2 separate regions of the Mus musculus genome follow, and region 2 is linked to region 1. Evidence: chromatin loops called from intact Hi-C (ENCODE). Cell type or tissue: left cerebral cortex. All regions are shown on one strand.

Region 1 (8,000 bases):
GCCTGACAAATACGGAAGTGGATGCTCACAGCCATCCATTGGACAGAGCACAGAGTCCCCAATAAAGGAGCTAGAGAAAGTACCCAAAGAGCTTAAGGGGTTTACAGCCCCATAGGAGGAACAACAATATGAACTAACCCCCAGAGCTCCCTGGGACTAAACCACCAATCAAAGAAAACACATGGAGGGATTCGAGGCTCTAGCTGCATATGTAGCAGAGGATGGCCTAGTCGGTCATCAATGGGAGGAGAGGCCCTTGGTCCTGTGAAGGTTCTATGCACCAGTGTAGGAGAATGCCAAGGCCAGGAAGTGGAAGTGGGTGGGTTGGTGAGCAGGGGGACAGGGGAGGACATAGGGGAAACTAGGAATGGGGAGAACATTTGAAATGTAAATAAATATCTAATTAAAAAACCAAACCTGTCCATCTCTCCCAAGAGCCAAGTGTGTGTTTTCACCTGTCTGAGGATTGACTACATTATTCTATGTTCTCCCCACGAGTGGGGGAAACTGAGGATATGGGTACAGTGAGCATCCAGCAGCCTGCAAAGCCTCATGGAAACCCACGCTTGCTAAAGCCCAAACACAGCATCGATTTTTATGCAGCTGCTTAAAACCAATGCAATCAGTCTGAAAAACTGTTCAAAACTTGAAGCACCACCAAGGCAAGCCTCCTACCATTCTGGATGAGGGTTTGTGACCGCGTGAACCGTCCATGGACAGCTGTCATGTGCAGAGGACTTTTGCCATCCTTACTCTGCAAAATAAGAAAGGAGAAAGGAAGCTGTGAGCCATATCATAGATCTGAATCATCACCGTGAAAGCCGCTCGCAACGTCCTGGGAACATCAATTTCAGTTGTGTTTTAAAAGTGTGTTCGACAAAGAAGAGATTAAGTGTGAAATAATGAGAGTCTAAGAGGAACAGGGCAACTGTTTCCCAGACCCGCGAGAGGGCTGATTTGCTCAGGGCTCACAGCAGCTCCTGCTGCTTCCTCAACACCTATGCAGCAGGCTGTGGAGTTACTGATCACCGATGGCTGCTAATAGAAGAGCAGTCTGTTGCATTTAGGGCTGGGGTCCCTAGTAGGCCTAACCTGCTCCAGTGAATGACCCCACATCCATGCATACACGGTGGGGATAGTTGATCTATGGAGGGAACAGTTAGATTTCATCAAAATACACTGTATACATGTATGAGATTCTCAAAAAATAAAAATATTATATAAAAGATGCAACATACAAGACTTCTCCAGTTACTGTATAACATCATAACATTAACATTTGATTATTACTATTTGTGTGCGTGTGTGTGTGTGTGTGCTCGCACACACACATGTGCAATGGTGGGAAGCAGGGGGACAGGGATCGTGTACATGTGGAAGCCAGAAGATAGCTTTGCAGAATCCTTTATCCCCTTCCAGCTCTCTGAGGGTTCCAGGGATCAAACTCAGGTAACAGGCTCACCTTTACCCTTACCTGCTGAAAAAAAAAAAATATATATATATATATATATACATATTTAACAGCACATCTTTAAAAAATCTTAGAGAAGTGATCATCCCAAATGTTCTCTTCTCCCTTGTTATCAAATTGACAAAGGACATTTCCTGAGGTGTTTGTCTCAGTGTCTAGAAAGGTAAGCAATTGTGAACTTGCATGGGCCTGTTTGACCTACTGCTGGCTAAATTGATGCAACTCTCAAGGGGAAACCCTAACCATTCCCTGCATTTTATTGGTAGTTAGTAAATGTGGGTTGAATTTACTTATGTCTTACTCATGACAGAAAAATTGGGAAATTTCCTAAAACAGACGAAGACAAAACATAGACAATGTACAGAACTTACCTACTGACCGTTAGACCAGACTCCCACAGTTAATTAAGAGATGAAAGTGCATCTGAAAGAACCTGGCTGATTCTGGAACAAAAGAATGTCCAGAGGAGCAGGTGTACAGACATTCCCTCAACTACAACAGCTCCTCTATATGGCATTCCTGAGCTTGGGATCGTGTGGAGCTATTCATATTCAGTAGAAACTGTGCCTTGACGCTTCAAAGTAGCTCCTTTTCTGGGCTACAATATGCAGTATGAAACCCTGGAGGTATGGTGGGAGGACAGCAGCGTGCAGGTCAGCGGTGTGCAGGTGAGCAGTGTGCAGGTGAGCAGCGTGCAGGTGAGCAGCGTGCAGGTGAGCAGCGTGCAGGTGAGCAGCGTGCAGGTGAGCAGCGTGCAGGTGAGCAGCGTGCAGGTGAGCCGTGTGCAGGTGAGCAGCGTGCAGGTGAGCAGTGTGCAGGTGAGCAGCAGCGTGCAGGTGAGCAGCGTGCAGGTGAGCAGCGTGCAGGTGAGCAGCGTCCAGGTGAGCAGCGTGCAGGTGAGCAGCAGCGTGCAGGTGAGCAGCAGCGTGCAGGTGAGCAGCAGCGTGCAGGTGAGCAGCAGACATGCTGCAGTGGACTGCTGCCTAGTGATGCTCAGTGTGGGGAGAAAACTTGTTAAAGGCATTTTAAACTTCTGATAGGTTTAAACTTATGATGAAAAGTTCCTCTATCTTAAGCGTTTAAGCGTTGCTTTTTAACTTTATTACATTTTACTTAATGTATGTAATGTATATGTGTGTGGATGCATATGCCACCATGTACATATGGAAGTCAGAGTGTAACTTGAGCAAGCCAGTTCTTATCTTCTATCGTGTGGTATCCAAAGTTCTAACTCGGGTCAACAAGCTTAGTGGCGGGAGCCTTTCTTCACTTGTTGAGCCAGCTTACTGTCCTCAGGAATTGTTTTAGATGGTTGTTACTGTTAGTTCCTAAATATCTGTAGAAAACCTTTTTTCAAATTCAGGTTAAAATATAAAGTGACACACATGAGTACTCCATCTTGTGATAAAATCTAAACATCTAGGCTTTAAAGTGGTTTTTAAAGTCCCCAATTGAAAGCAAATAATTGTTAAATAAGTATCTCTTAGAGGAGATCCACCCCTACCCAGGGCTCTAATTTGTGACATGAATTCTGTGCACTAACTCATACCTACTGAGTCTCAGCATCCCCATCATCTCCTCAAGCTTGCACAGTACAACTGTACCGTTAAGAGCCGTGGCTAAGAACCATGCTTTAGACTATGGGTGGTGGTGTGCTGGTTGCTGTTGTTTTGCTGTTTATTTCATTTATTTATTTGCTTTTTAGCTTTATTATATCCTATAAGTATTCCTTTGAAAAAAGGACTGTAGCTACACAAAGTCTCTGCCAACAAAAGATTCGATCACAGTGATAACTACAACCCAATTGAAGAAACAAACAATAAAGTTAAAATTTTTCTCTGGTATATGGGAGGGAAGATATTAGGACCCATATAATATTAATAGAGTCTGAATCAGCAAATATTGAAAAAGGGTAGAAGTAAGACTGACACCTTTTAAAGGAAAAGCCAGTGGGAGAAGAATATTTGTCTACAGTGCTGACCTTGGCACACTCATAGACATTTCAAAAGCCACATAATTCCAGAGTCTGGTCTGGAGTGGAGACAGTTCCAATAACTCTAATACCTGGGGACCACTCTGGAGAAATGAATACACACACACACACACACACACACACACACACACACACACACACACACACACACCAAGTAAGAGGGACAGGGACTATAGTCCAAGACTCATGGACAGTGAAGGTGGGACTTCAGAGTTAACACTGACTTGTCCGTAGGTGGTGCTGTTTCTTTAAATTTTGCTTCAGTATTAGCGCTTAGATTTAATATAAAACTGAAGTAATTATGATTTAATTAAATGTATATAAAGCTATGAATACTTCATGTTTAGGAAATATCTTGATAAATATTGAAGCAGGCACTTTCCCATGCTTGGAAAAGAGTTTGAAGTCTCTACTGAGGATTCCTCAGTTGGTAGCTGTATATAGTGCAGCTGCGAGCCAGGGCAGGCGCAGGCAATTACTAGCATATAGATTGCAAAGTCAGTCCTGAGTGGAAGACAGCAACCACCACGCTCTACCCAATGGGAGTGTCTGGGCTTTTGGTATAGGGACAGAGAAGCAGGAATGACCACAGCTGATACAATGCAGAGCTGGGCTGCCTGGTGCCGATGGCGCTCATCTCAGATCTATCCCTGCAGACTTGGCTTTGTTCGCCTACTCAGGGGTCTGGGTCATAACCAACTGTCCTCGGCTTCATGGCTGCCATTTGGAGGCCGCTGTGCTTACATGGTACGGATGTAGGGAGTATTCATTCTTTCAAAAAAATAAAAAATAAAAACCTGACAACCAAGGACATTCAAAAGGCAGTCAATGTTCCTTCTTAAGTCTTTAACATTTAGAACTCAGTATTCAAGCTGAAAGTAGAAACCCTGCTACATTTCCCTTTCTGCCTCTTCAGCCTGGGACCTGTGGTTGCTACTGTCCCCAGTACTTTGGACCAGGGCAATACTGCCTGTGTACCCGGGACAATTGTGCTCAATCCTTCTATTTGTTCAAGGCTTTGCTTTTATGGAAAAGAAATACTTTTATTAATTCCTAATATCCCTCCAATTTCTTGTGTATATTATTCCCATCAGATTTAAGACATTGGATTTTGTATTTTGAGACTTCACTTGATTAAACAAGAACCCCTTTTGTTAAGTATGGTCAAGTCCTGAGCCGTAAGAGGAAATTAGCAAGAATTATGATAACTGTGTGACAAATACTAGTACTTCATGTAGAGTAGAACCCAACACGTTCTTGAACTAAATAGAATATATAAGTTGTCTTGCCCATCACGTTCCTTGGGAGCCCATTCAGCCTTTCTTCTATACATAATGCATTCTGGGTTCATTCTCACACATCCCAAGCTTCCTCCCTCAATGGCACTGCGACTCTCTGGAGACACGACATGCTCTGTGGCATGTGGCATCCTAGAGTCACAGGAGTCAGTGCCCCATCTCAAGACAATAAGGTTGCTATGGGATCACACTAAGTCAGGATAGGGGCGTCATTATGTGAACTCAGTTACCCACGAGTGAATCCTAAGTCAGTAGGAGAGTATCTGAAAGCTGACTGGGAAAAGCCACGTGTAGTTCAGCTTGTTCTGTTTTTAACGATTCAAATACAAAATATGACACGTGTGGACTCAAATGTTCACTTTTTCTTTCCTTCCTTCCTTTCTTTACTTCCTCTCCCAAACTCCAAGGCTATGCTTCTTCTGCCGCTTCCTTCTGCCTGTTCCAGTTTGTGATAAATTCCATTTTACAAATTAGCCCCAGAACATACAGATAAGAGAACTGACACACTCAGCAGATATATGGCAGGATCCAGTCTCCTAGCTATAAATGTTCCAAAGGTCCACAGGCAGCAAGTGAACCAGACTAAATGTTAGTGACCAGGAATTGAGCAATGTGGCTGCAGCTATCTGAGATGTTTTCTATCTTTTCCACTGTGGCTTTGTATATAGTACATTCTTGAAGTCTGACTGTTGGGGGAGAGAAGCATTGAGATACTATAGAACTTATAATCTGTAATAGAGAAGAAAAATTACACATTTTTTCTTAATTGCAAATTACAAGGGAATCTTCAATAGAGTTTTATATAAAACAACATGCCTTTATTATTTTACCGAGGTTCAATAGTGAAAGGCCAAAGCTTAGGGAGATGAGATGAAGCTAGTGGAACAGGGACTGTGCCGTGCACATGGAACATACACCGTCTCCCTTTTCCACCACTCTACCGCTCATAAAGACGTCACTCAGGGTTCCATAAGTGTGGCGGAAACCCAAGTGAACACTGATGGGTGCTGGCTGCATTTCAATATGCTGTTTCTCTTAAACTTGAAAAAAAATCTTAAAAAAAAAAACCCAAACTGTCTAATAATATCCACATGCATTTTCAAAATCTAAAAGCAACATAGTACAACTTTAACTAGAAATCTACATACTGACAGGAAGACTATATTTAAGGGAAGGTGGTGGGCTCATTTAGAATGTACACTGAACCTTAAAGGAGGATCTGATGGTCACACACTCAGACCAGATAGACAGGAGATAAAGAGAGGCTGGGAAAGGTTAGATGTGCATTCAAAACCCCTCTACAGAAAGTAGATACAGTTAAACCCATCTATGGTTTTTAAGATGCCATTTCTTGCATCCTATTTATGATTAATGATCTATAAGAAAAATTAAGCATCAATGCTAAGTATATATTATTTATTCTAATGTATATGTACATGTGTGCCTAAGTGCATATATGTGCACTATATGTGTGTGTGCAGGTACCTACAGATACCAGAAGATGACATTAGAAACTCTGAAACTGGAGTCATAGGTGGCTTTAAACCCCCTGGATTTAGTTACTGGGAATCAAAACCAAGTCCTTTGTAGGAGTGTCAAGAACTATTGACTGCTGAGCCATTTCTCCAGCCCCTCTGGTCTATGGTAAAGGAGATAAGCTGACCATGTAACAAGTCCATTATCTGATTTGAACTGAGTACTGGGTAGCCAACTGGAAGAAGCAGGCAGGCATGGCAGGAGGCGGCATATCTGGGCATCAGACACAGCAAGAGCACTAAGATGCATTTTGCAAGGTATGGGGAATATCAGACAACCTGTGAGTTAACGAAGTGGAGGGTCACAAAGATGATGCCTTTATCCAATGCCCATCCTCCACCTTAGTCTGAAAGAACCCACAGATGCCCACAGGCCCGTTGTGAGCTTGTTTCTCCCCATGACTACCAGACTCTGTAAATTCTACCCCACACAAAAACTCTTTGTCACTTTGGTTTGTGTCTCCTTGGTCTCTCCCTTGCTTTAAGGCCTTCTCACCTCTCCCTGAGACCCTGCACGGGCTCCGTATATAGAATGTGGAGCTCTGAAACACTCTTCACTGGTTCTATTTTTCCCTTTCTGCATCCCTCAGACCTTCGTGAAGATATCACACTCCCTTCAGTTCTTTCTTCCCTTTCCTATCTCTTTCTCATCCTTGCTCTGTATCTTCCTTCTCCCAACCCTAAGGGTCAAGAGCTCCTTCAGACTTCCCTCAGCTTCTCCAGTCATGCTGTTATATACTCTCTCCGCAGATGACAACGGCCCCTTCCTGTCATCTTTATGTGACTGAAGCAACCTAAGTCCTATTTTTTCATATCCTTTACTGTTCTATGCTATAACATGACATTTTCCACTACTGTGTCCTCAACCTGGCTCAACATGAGGTTCTCAAAATTTAAATGCAGAACCTGTGAGATGATGGTTCAGTGGGTAAGGAAGGGTGCTCACTTCCAAGCCAGGGTACTCAAGTTCAATTCCCATAACCCACCTAATACAAGAAGAGAACTAACTCCTGCAGATTGTCCTCTGACCTCCACATGGGCGTGTGCTATGGCATAAACACTGTACCCACACACAAAATAAAAAGAGTCAGCTTGCTTCCTATGCCTACCCTTGCTCCTGGCATCCTCTCGGAGAATGTGAACAATATCAAGTGCTTACTGTATGATAGCTCTGAGCTGTACAATTAGATATGACAACTATGCTTAATCTCCACAACATGCCCATGAAGAAGATGCTATTATTTCCCTTATTTTACAAAGCACAGATAGGTTACATTTTATTAATGCAGTCTAGCCCCAGAACAAAACATGTGTGCATTCTATAGTGTCATGCCCCTTCCAAGATTCCATTCCTCATCTTCAGGTCCTACCCCTTGTCTTGCCAACCTTTGATGATTCTCCCTCTGCAAGACTTCTCCCCTTGAGTGGTCCTTTCCATTCTTCAGTGGCCCCTCCCACTCCTCATGGGCCCCTCCCACTCCTCATGGACTCCTCCTGTTCCTCATTGGCTCCTCTCATTCCTCATGGGCTGTCCCATTCCTCATGGACTCTTCCCATTCCCCATGAACTCCTCCCATTCCTCATTGGCTCCTCCCATTCCTCATTGGCTCCTCACATTCCTCATTGGCCCCTCCCATTCCTCATCCTCATGACTCATTACCTACTCCAATTTCACTAACTTTCAGTTATTTTAAAGCCATCCC
Region 2 (8,000 bases), 210 kb after region 1:
CTAGGTTCTATTCCCAGCACCATGTAAAACCAGGCACGGTGGTACATGGAAGGACTTCAGTAAGTTGAGGCTGGGGCATTAAAAGTTCAAGGCCATCTCCAGCTACACGGTGAGTTTGAGCAGAGTGGAGGCTGGGGGGTAGGAGGGAGAGTAAACTTCTTAACCATCTTTTCTGGCCATAAAACTCAGTTCCCACCAGAGAAATGTAAGCAAAAGCCACTCAGGGTCACCGTGTAGAAGAGTGACTTTCCTTATAAAGAGCTGTGAACAAAGCCAATCTTCCTTATAGTTGAACACACTGGCTACACTTCAGATATGCTGAAAAAAAAAGCACTATGGAAATCTCATTCCATACTAACTAAATCCTTTCAGAAGACCACCAAGGATCATCTATCCTGATCTTCCGGCCATCCCTTCATTTAGTTATTATTTAGTGGGTTGTTTTGGGGGGCTTTCTTTCTTTCTTTCTTTGAATTAGAGTTTTGCTAATAGCCCAGTCTGACCCTGAACTCAAAATCCTTCTATCTCACCCTGCATATACCCCATCCCCAAGAGCTGAGATTACAGGCATTAACCATTGTAACTTTGTTTTTGTTTTTTTTTTTCAAACCTTATTTTTAATGATGGCTCTTAAACACTTTCACCTCCCTTTTAACCCACCGCCCAACAGAGGTAGTGGGAAAGAAAGGATACAGGGAAAATGGACCTGTTTAGAAAGGTTCTTTGGAGCAATTCCCATCTGTGTTGTCTGGAAATCGGCAGTTCGGTTTACAGGTTAGCAGTGGCAGCTCGATCCACTCACAAACACTTCATGGATACACCAGCAGTCTAGTATGGTAGAGTCAGGATAGCAAGCATGAATCAGCAGTGGTGGCATGACACAGCAGAGACAGCCAGGCCTCAGCCTCAGCCAGAGTCAGCAGGTACCAGCCAGAGTCAGCAGGAGGGACCTGGAGAGACACCAGGGAAAGTTCTCAGGCTGTGCCTCTCTCAGAGAAGTGAAGATCATGAAGACTCAAGACCAACAGCAAGCCAAGATCACTGTCACTGTCTCTCTTTTTTTTTTTTAATGTCCAGTCCATTATATTTGGCAATTTAGATAAAGTATTTTATCATCTATCCTAACATAATGAGTTTACAATCTGTACCTCAATTATCTTGCATTTTAACTTTTTATTAGATATTTTCTTCATTTACATTTCAAATGTTATCCCCAAAGTCCCCTATACCCTCCCCCTGCCCTACTCCCCTACCCACCCACTCCCACTTCTTGGCCCTGGCATTCCCCTGTACTGAGGCATATAAAGTTTGCAATGCCAAGGGGCCTCTCTTCCCAATGATGGCCAACTAGGCCATCTTCTGCTACATATGCAGCTAGAGACACGAGCTCTGGGGGTACTGATTAGTTCATATTGTTGTTCCACCTATAGGGTTGCAGACCCCTTCAGCTCCTTGGGTACTTTCTCTAGCTCCTCCATTGAGGGCCCTGTGTTCCATCCTATAGATGACTGTGAGCATCCACTTCTGTATTTGCCAGGCACTGGCATAGCCTCACAAGAAACATCTCTGTCACTGTCTCTCGAGTCTTATTTATATCTGTTGCGGAAAATATTAAAAATGACCACTGGGGTTCCAGCGCTACTGTCAGCCTCTCTCTGTCCCAGTGATCCCTCTGTGCTACTCTTTGCCCGATAACTCTGACAGGGCCAGAATTCCCTTCACTGCCATGCCAGCCCCACGCAATGACCATCCACCCTGTGATCAGCCGCCACAACTCTCTGCCCTGGTTCACTTGTCTCTGGAGCCGCTAGTTCCTTCTCAGCCATAAACCCCTGTAGTCAACACTCCCACATTCCAGTAACCCAGTAAAACAAAACTCTAGCAGCTTACAATTCACAAGGCAGATTTATCAATAAATTCTCAATTCACAAGATGCCAATACAATAATTTCAGAACCAATTGATAATGATCAAAGTTTTATCCGAATTAATCTAACCTTATGATATCATAACTACCTGTGGCTGTCTAAAGCCACACTGGTTTTCCTCCTTTCTGTCCTCCTCCATCTTGGCCTCTCCCTCCTATCCCTGAGACACTCTCTATCTCTCCAACTCTTAGCTCCGCCTCCCTCTTCCCTGTCCAATCACAGGTCTCCTGCTGCACTAATATTTTAATGTGATTGAACAGGGGAAATCCTGCCACCGCCTCCTCCTATATCCTCCAAACATTGCATGTCCTCCATGGGTCTTGCCTCAGCACATGTGTCCGTCTCAGCTGACCTCACTCTGCCAATCAGCCTGAGTCTAAGAAAGCAGCAAGAAACTACAGCACACCACCAGAAGTTTTGTGATGCATTTCTCTCTGTGGACTCCTAACACATGCAGTTCAACCATGCAGTGTAAGGCAGACCAATACATGTACATGCTGTTAGTGAAGAATCCTTCACCACATGTCTTTTCACATGCTTGTTTTAGCAGAACATCCTTTTACTTGTGTCTGCTTCCGTGAAACATTCCTTTTCATGTTTGCCCCAGCGAAACATCATGCAACACAACTGACTTTCCAAAGAACCCTTAAGTTACCACTTCCACACTTGGCTGAGCTTAATGGCTCTTTTTTTTTTTAATCTTTAAATGTCTATTGAGAGAGCCAGGTATGATAGTATATATCTGTAATCTTATTACCTTAGCACGTAGAAAGTTGACACAGGGGGATCTTGAATTCAACAATAGCTTGGGCAAAATTCTGAAGAAAACGAGGAGGAGGAAGAGGAGGAAGAGGACCAGGGGAAGGAAGGAGAGAAGAAGAAAATGTCTATTTGAAAGGAAGCTAATGCTAGAGGGAACTTTTAAATGTGTTTTATTAATTACTAAGGTATTTCATACATTCATACAGTGTATTTTGGTTATCCTCAACCCCACCCCTCCTACTCCTTGAAATCTTGCCTCACCCTCTCCTAACTTCACGTCGTCTTCTTTTTAATAACCCACAGAACCCAAGCTGGAAGGTGGTGACATGCACCCTTAATCCCAGCACTTGGGAGGCAGAGGCAGGTGAATCTCTGTGAGTTTGAGGCCAACTTAGGTCTACAGAATTAGTTACAGAAATGCCAGGGCTACACAGAGAGACCCTGTTTTGAATGAAGAAAAAAAAAACAGAACAAAACAAACACCACAGAGCCCAAAGTGTTCTTTCTGCCTGTATACTCAAAGGTGGGTAGGCATCCACAGGACCATGACTGACCCACCAAGCTCCACACCCCTAAAGAAAGCTGACTCGCCCTCCTCTAGCAGCTGTCAATCATCAGAAGCTCCTCAGATCTCTTGAGTTCTTGCCAGGGAAGGGGTTCCCCCACACCCTTCCATGCTGTAATGCTGACTGGCTTGATACTGGGCAGGCTTTGTGTGTGTGAACGGCCACAACTGCTGTGAGTTCATGAGCACCACCACCCTGTGGTGTCAGGAAAAGCTTTTCGCCCTGTGCTTCCCGACTCTACCCTTCCATTTCTAGGGCGTTTACTGGATGAGGAGTGAGCATCCCTTACGTATAGAGATGGGCAGAAACCACTGTTGTTGTCACTGGCTTGTTGGGTTCCAGTTTTAATACAGTGATAACAACTAGTCCCATCTTAGCCCTTTTGTGCTTCCTAGTGTGTGAGGAAAGAGCCTGTGGGGACGAAGGGAAGTGGAACTCAGAGGAGAGTTCATACTGAGCATGCCTGAGGTCCCGCTGGTTCAGCAGAAGAACCCTTGAACCAAAAATGTCCATTTTGACTGGGCCAGATTGGGAATACATAGAAATCTAAATATAAAACATGTTACATGCTATCTCTACTATTCTTTGTGCCAATTTATAGAATTCTCAAGAAGTCCAGAGATAGTGTTGTTGTTAGCCTGGATTTCTACCTGGTCTGTGGTCTCCCTGCCCCTCTCTACCCCTCCCCACTTCTCTCTTGTTTGTGCCATCTGTAAACCATTGGCTTCCTAACTGTGAATCACTGTGTTTTCATGGCTCATGTTTCAATTGCAGCCTCTTTCCACCCCCATGCTTAAATGAGAAATAAGACAAAGAAGGAGGCCAGTTGGGATTTATTTTATTCTCTCCACCACAGATGTTAAATCCAAACTTTTAAAATAAAGAAATTTTAGAAGCATTAACTTTTTACTCCAGAACAATTGCTCTGTTCTCCCCTCCATGTTAAGCCACAGGCCTTGCAAGGAAGTTTCTTTGGTCTCCTGTCTCAAGGTATAGATGTAGCTGTCTGTTGCCACAGAGATAGACAAACAAACAGACAGACAGACAATATCCTTTTGGCTAAATCAGTTTTCCAACCTGAGATCAAGAATCTTTTGAAAGTATGCCTGACGGTATACTTTAATTCCCTGTAATCACACACCTGTAATTCCCTTTATTTTAAGGCAAGAGAATTAAGAGTTTAAGGCCAGCCTAGACTACATAGGGAGACCCTGTCTCAAAGTAAAAAGAAGGGCTGGAGAAACGGTTCAGTCACTAAAGGCTAGGTTCTCAATCAAAATAAAAAAGAGGAGAAAGTCTAGAGATGCAAATCAGTGTTTGCCTGACTTATGCAAGGCCATGGGCTAACTCTCCAAAGGTAGATTTTAAAAAACCTCTCCCTCTCTCTCCCTCTCCCTCTCCCTCTCCCTCTCCCTCTCCCTCTCCCTCTCCCTCTCCCTCTCCCTCTCCCTCTCCCTCTCCCTCTCCCTCTCCCTCTCCCTCTCCCTCTCCCTCTCCCTATCTCTGCATTCTTATGTGTATATGTGTGTCACGGCATTCATGAGGAGGTTAGGGAGTGACCTCTATGTGTCAATTATCATCCTCCGCCTCAGTCGACACCACCGTGTATGCCCGACTGGCTGGGCCATGAATTTCTGGGGATTCCCTTGTCTCTGAGATCACTGTGAGCCTGATACTGCACCAGCCCATCAAATAATATTCGTACTTCTCTCACTCATGGCTGATCCATTTGATTCACAAATGTCCATCCTTGTTTTGTAATCCACTCTCCAATTTATGCCAGTGCCTCCCAGCCCTGTCAGACTCTGGCTGTCCACTCCTCCACTGTCCCTATCTGACTAAGTTCTTTGTACAATGGTGACTTTGAAAGGATAGGAGCGGTTAATAGAGAACTTACTTTTCAAGACTCGTGCTGTAAACATGAGCATCCAGCAGGCACCACAGCAGAAGATGGCAAGGAGAAGCATCATCCAAGTTCACACAACTCCATGATACTCCAGAATGAGCCTGTGATGACCATGCTTGGTCGCCAACCTGACTACATCGGGAATTAAGTAAAATCCAAACATGGAAGGTACTCCTGTGAGGGATTTTTACTCAATTTGAAGTAGGTAGATCCACTTCTAATTGATCTTTGAGGCAAGAAGACACACCTTTAATCTGGGCCCCGCCTCTTGCTGGAAGCCTTTCTAAGGACATGGTAGAAGGAAGCGTTGGCTCTTTGCCTGCTTGCCCTCACCTTCCTAGCAAATCCATTCCTTCACTGGCATTACAGCCTACGTCTTCAGGATTCCAGCGTCTTCTGAAGACCAGCTAAGGCATCTAGCCTCTGACTTCCAATTCCCAGCCAGCCATTGTTGAATTAGCTGGACCAAAGTCTTTGAGTCATTTAATAAATCCCTGTTTTATATGGAGAGAGAAATTCATTCTATAAATTCTGTTACTCTTAGAGAAAACTGACTAATACAGTGCCTGAGGCCAAGTCATTGGAGGGTCATTTACATTTATAGGTCATTTTTACTACAGCATCCTGAGCCTCTTATTCTGTTCAATTTTGTCAGATTTCAACAAATGAAATGTGATTTTGCTGTTACTCTGCCTAAGGAACAGAAACTATTGCTCGAGAGAAGCAGAAGCAGGCAAGGAACATGGGCCTAGTTCACATTCCTCCTAACGACCACCTAAAACCATCACTGGCATGTTTTCTTCTTCTTCCTTGTGGGCAAGCATGGAGCTTCAAGGCCCAAATCTGCACCACATGGTTTTCATTTCCTGGCCTCCTCCCTGTGCACACATGAAGTTACTCCAGATGCAAACATTTACACATTTTTTTTCCTCAGGAGCAAATGAGGCAAAGAAAGTCAATACTCTGCATACATAGCAGCCCAAGTCAAAAACAGCATCTGTCCCCCGATTTGCAGTGACCCTGCTACAGCCAGGGAAGCATTTGGACACCCACTCTCCTCACCCACTCTCCTCACACCCACTCTCCTCACACCCACTCTCCTCACACCCACTCTCCTCACAGCTCACATTCTAGACTGGCTGGTATCCTTAGACTTCTAGTTGAAACAGTAGCTGCTGGGGAGGGAGAATCGGTCTTCTCTGTTAATGATCGCCTGATATGTTCCCCAATCCCAGGAGTCAGCCCTGAGCGTGTGTACATAAAATCAACACTAAATGGGAGCAGTGGGAGATAAATGTAGGAGGTGTATACGGATGGATGGATGGATGGATGGATGGATGGATGGATGGATAGATAGATAGATAGATAGATAGATAGATAGATAGATAGATAGATAGATGCAGATGCCTATAACAATAATTATACAAGAGGTCATGAACTTGAGAGGGAGTCAGAGGAAACATGGGAAGAGTTGAAATGGGAAAAAGAATGATAGAAGTGATGTAAAGACATTATATGAAATTATCAAAAACGCAAAAAGAAATTTAAATTAAAAACTCCTATTGAGTTTCTAAATAAAAGTTTCTAAATAAAAGTTTCTAAATAAAAGACCTAAGGATAAACCGAAACAAAATGAAGAATTTCTGTGATGGAAACTGTAAAGCACTGAAGAAAAAAAGTGAAGAAGACAGAAGATGAGTGTGCCTCTTGTGCTTGTGGATTGGCAGAATCCAAACTGTGAAACTGGCTCTGTCACCAAAAGAGAGCCACAGATTCAAGACACTCCTCATCAAAATTCTAGTAACACACTTCACACTCACACACAAAACCAAATAAGCCTAAACTTCACATGGAAACACAAATTATTCCAAACAGCTAAAACAATCGTCAGCAAAAAGAGCAAACATGTCAAAAATGGTTTAACTGAGATGGCAGCTCGGGCTGAAAGAGAGGAACTAGAGGGACGGAAGAAAGAACGGAGCCAAGTCAAAAGCAACTCTGATCAAAGCTCAATTTTACTAAATCAGCACGCAGTTATGAAGGAGAGGAAGGGGGGGGGGGTAGATTCCCGCCAAATAGTCCGGGGGGACCAGTAGCAGGGTGACCACGTGGGTGGCTCCAAACAACAACGCCACAGGTTCCAGCAGTAGGCGTGGCAAAACGATTGAGCAGGTAAACTCCATCCAGGTGTAAACAGTGGAACCCTAAGGCTGGGGGAGGGGAGACTACACAGAACCACAGTAACAATGGTATTAATACAAAAACAGAATGGGCAAAACAAAAACACTAAACCCAGAAAGGAGCCAACATGGCAACAGCTGCCTGGCAAAGGTTGAAAGGTTTGTTGAAAGGTTTCAACAAACATTGAAGGAAAGGCAGCCGTTTCAGTAATGGTACTAGAAAAACTGGATGTTCGCAGGTAGAAGAATGAAGCTGGACTGCGATATCTCACCCCACACAAAAGTCAGTTTAAAACGGATCAAAAACTTTCATATGAGACCTGAAACTCTGAAGCTGATAATTGAAAACTTTTCAAAATATGTACATGGACTTTCCAACAGGACATGAAATAATGCCAAGAACTGCATGAAATTTTAAGATTTCTGACAGGGAGGATGGAAGTGGTATGATTATAATTTTTTAAAATAAAAAAATAGTAATAGGTTTTTCCCTAGGGTCCATCTAGTCTCAGATTCTTGACCACTTTAGCAATGTCAGCTATATGTTCCCTCTCACAGAGTAGCTTAAATCCAATCAAAAAGTGGTTGGTTACTCTCATAACATCTGTACCACACTGCACCAGTATATACTGCAGGCAGGTCACTGTTGTAGATGGCAG

The links. A loop is a pair of places that touch in the nucleus more often than their neighbours do. Peaks named below come from ENCODE experiments on the same cell type or tissue, not always from the same donor. Only the 100,000 strongest peaks of a DNase experiment are listed, where the experiment ranks them.
Region 2: it touches region 1 in a loop (2.0-fold over the local background); 9 of 42 quality-filtered maps call a loop at or near these places.

Annotation. Positions count from the first base shown.
Region 1 is chr1:54,752,215-54,760,214 of GRCm38, forward strand. It overlaps Ankrd44 (ankyrin repeat domain 44), which reads right to left. Exons shown (of 28, transcript NM_001081433.3): 9 at 676-754. All of the region lies in intron 3 of 4930444A19Rik (a long non-coding RNA gene), which reads left to right. Among named protein-coding and RNA genes, the nearest start is that of 4930444A19Rik, 75 kb to the left of the region's middle. In left cerebral cortex, a CTCF peak has its summit at 3,709; no DNase peak of the experiment used is centred here.
Region 2 is chr1:54,966,173-54,974,172 of GRCm38, forward strand. No RefSeq gene overlaps it. Among named protein-coding and RNA genes, the nearest start is that of Ankrd44, 44 kb to the left of the region's middle. In left cerebral cortex, no CTCF peak of the experiment used is centred here; a DNase peak (open chromatin) is centred at 3,985.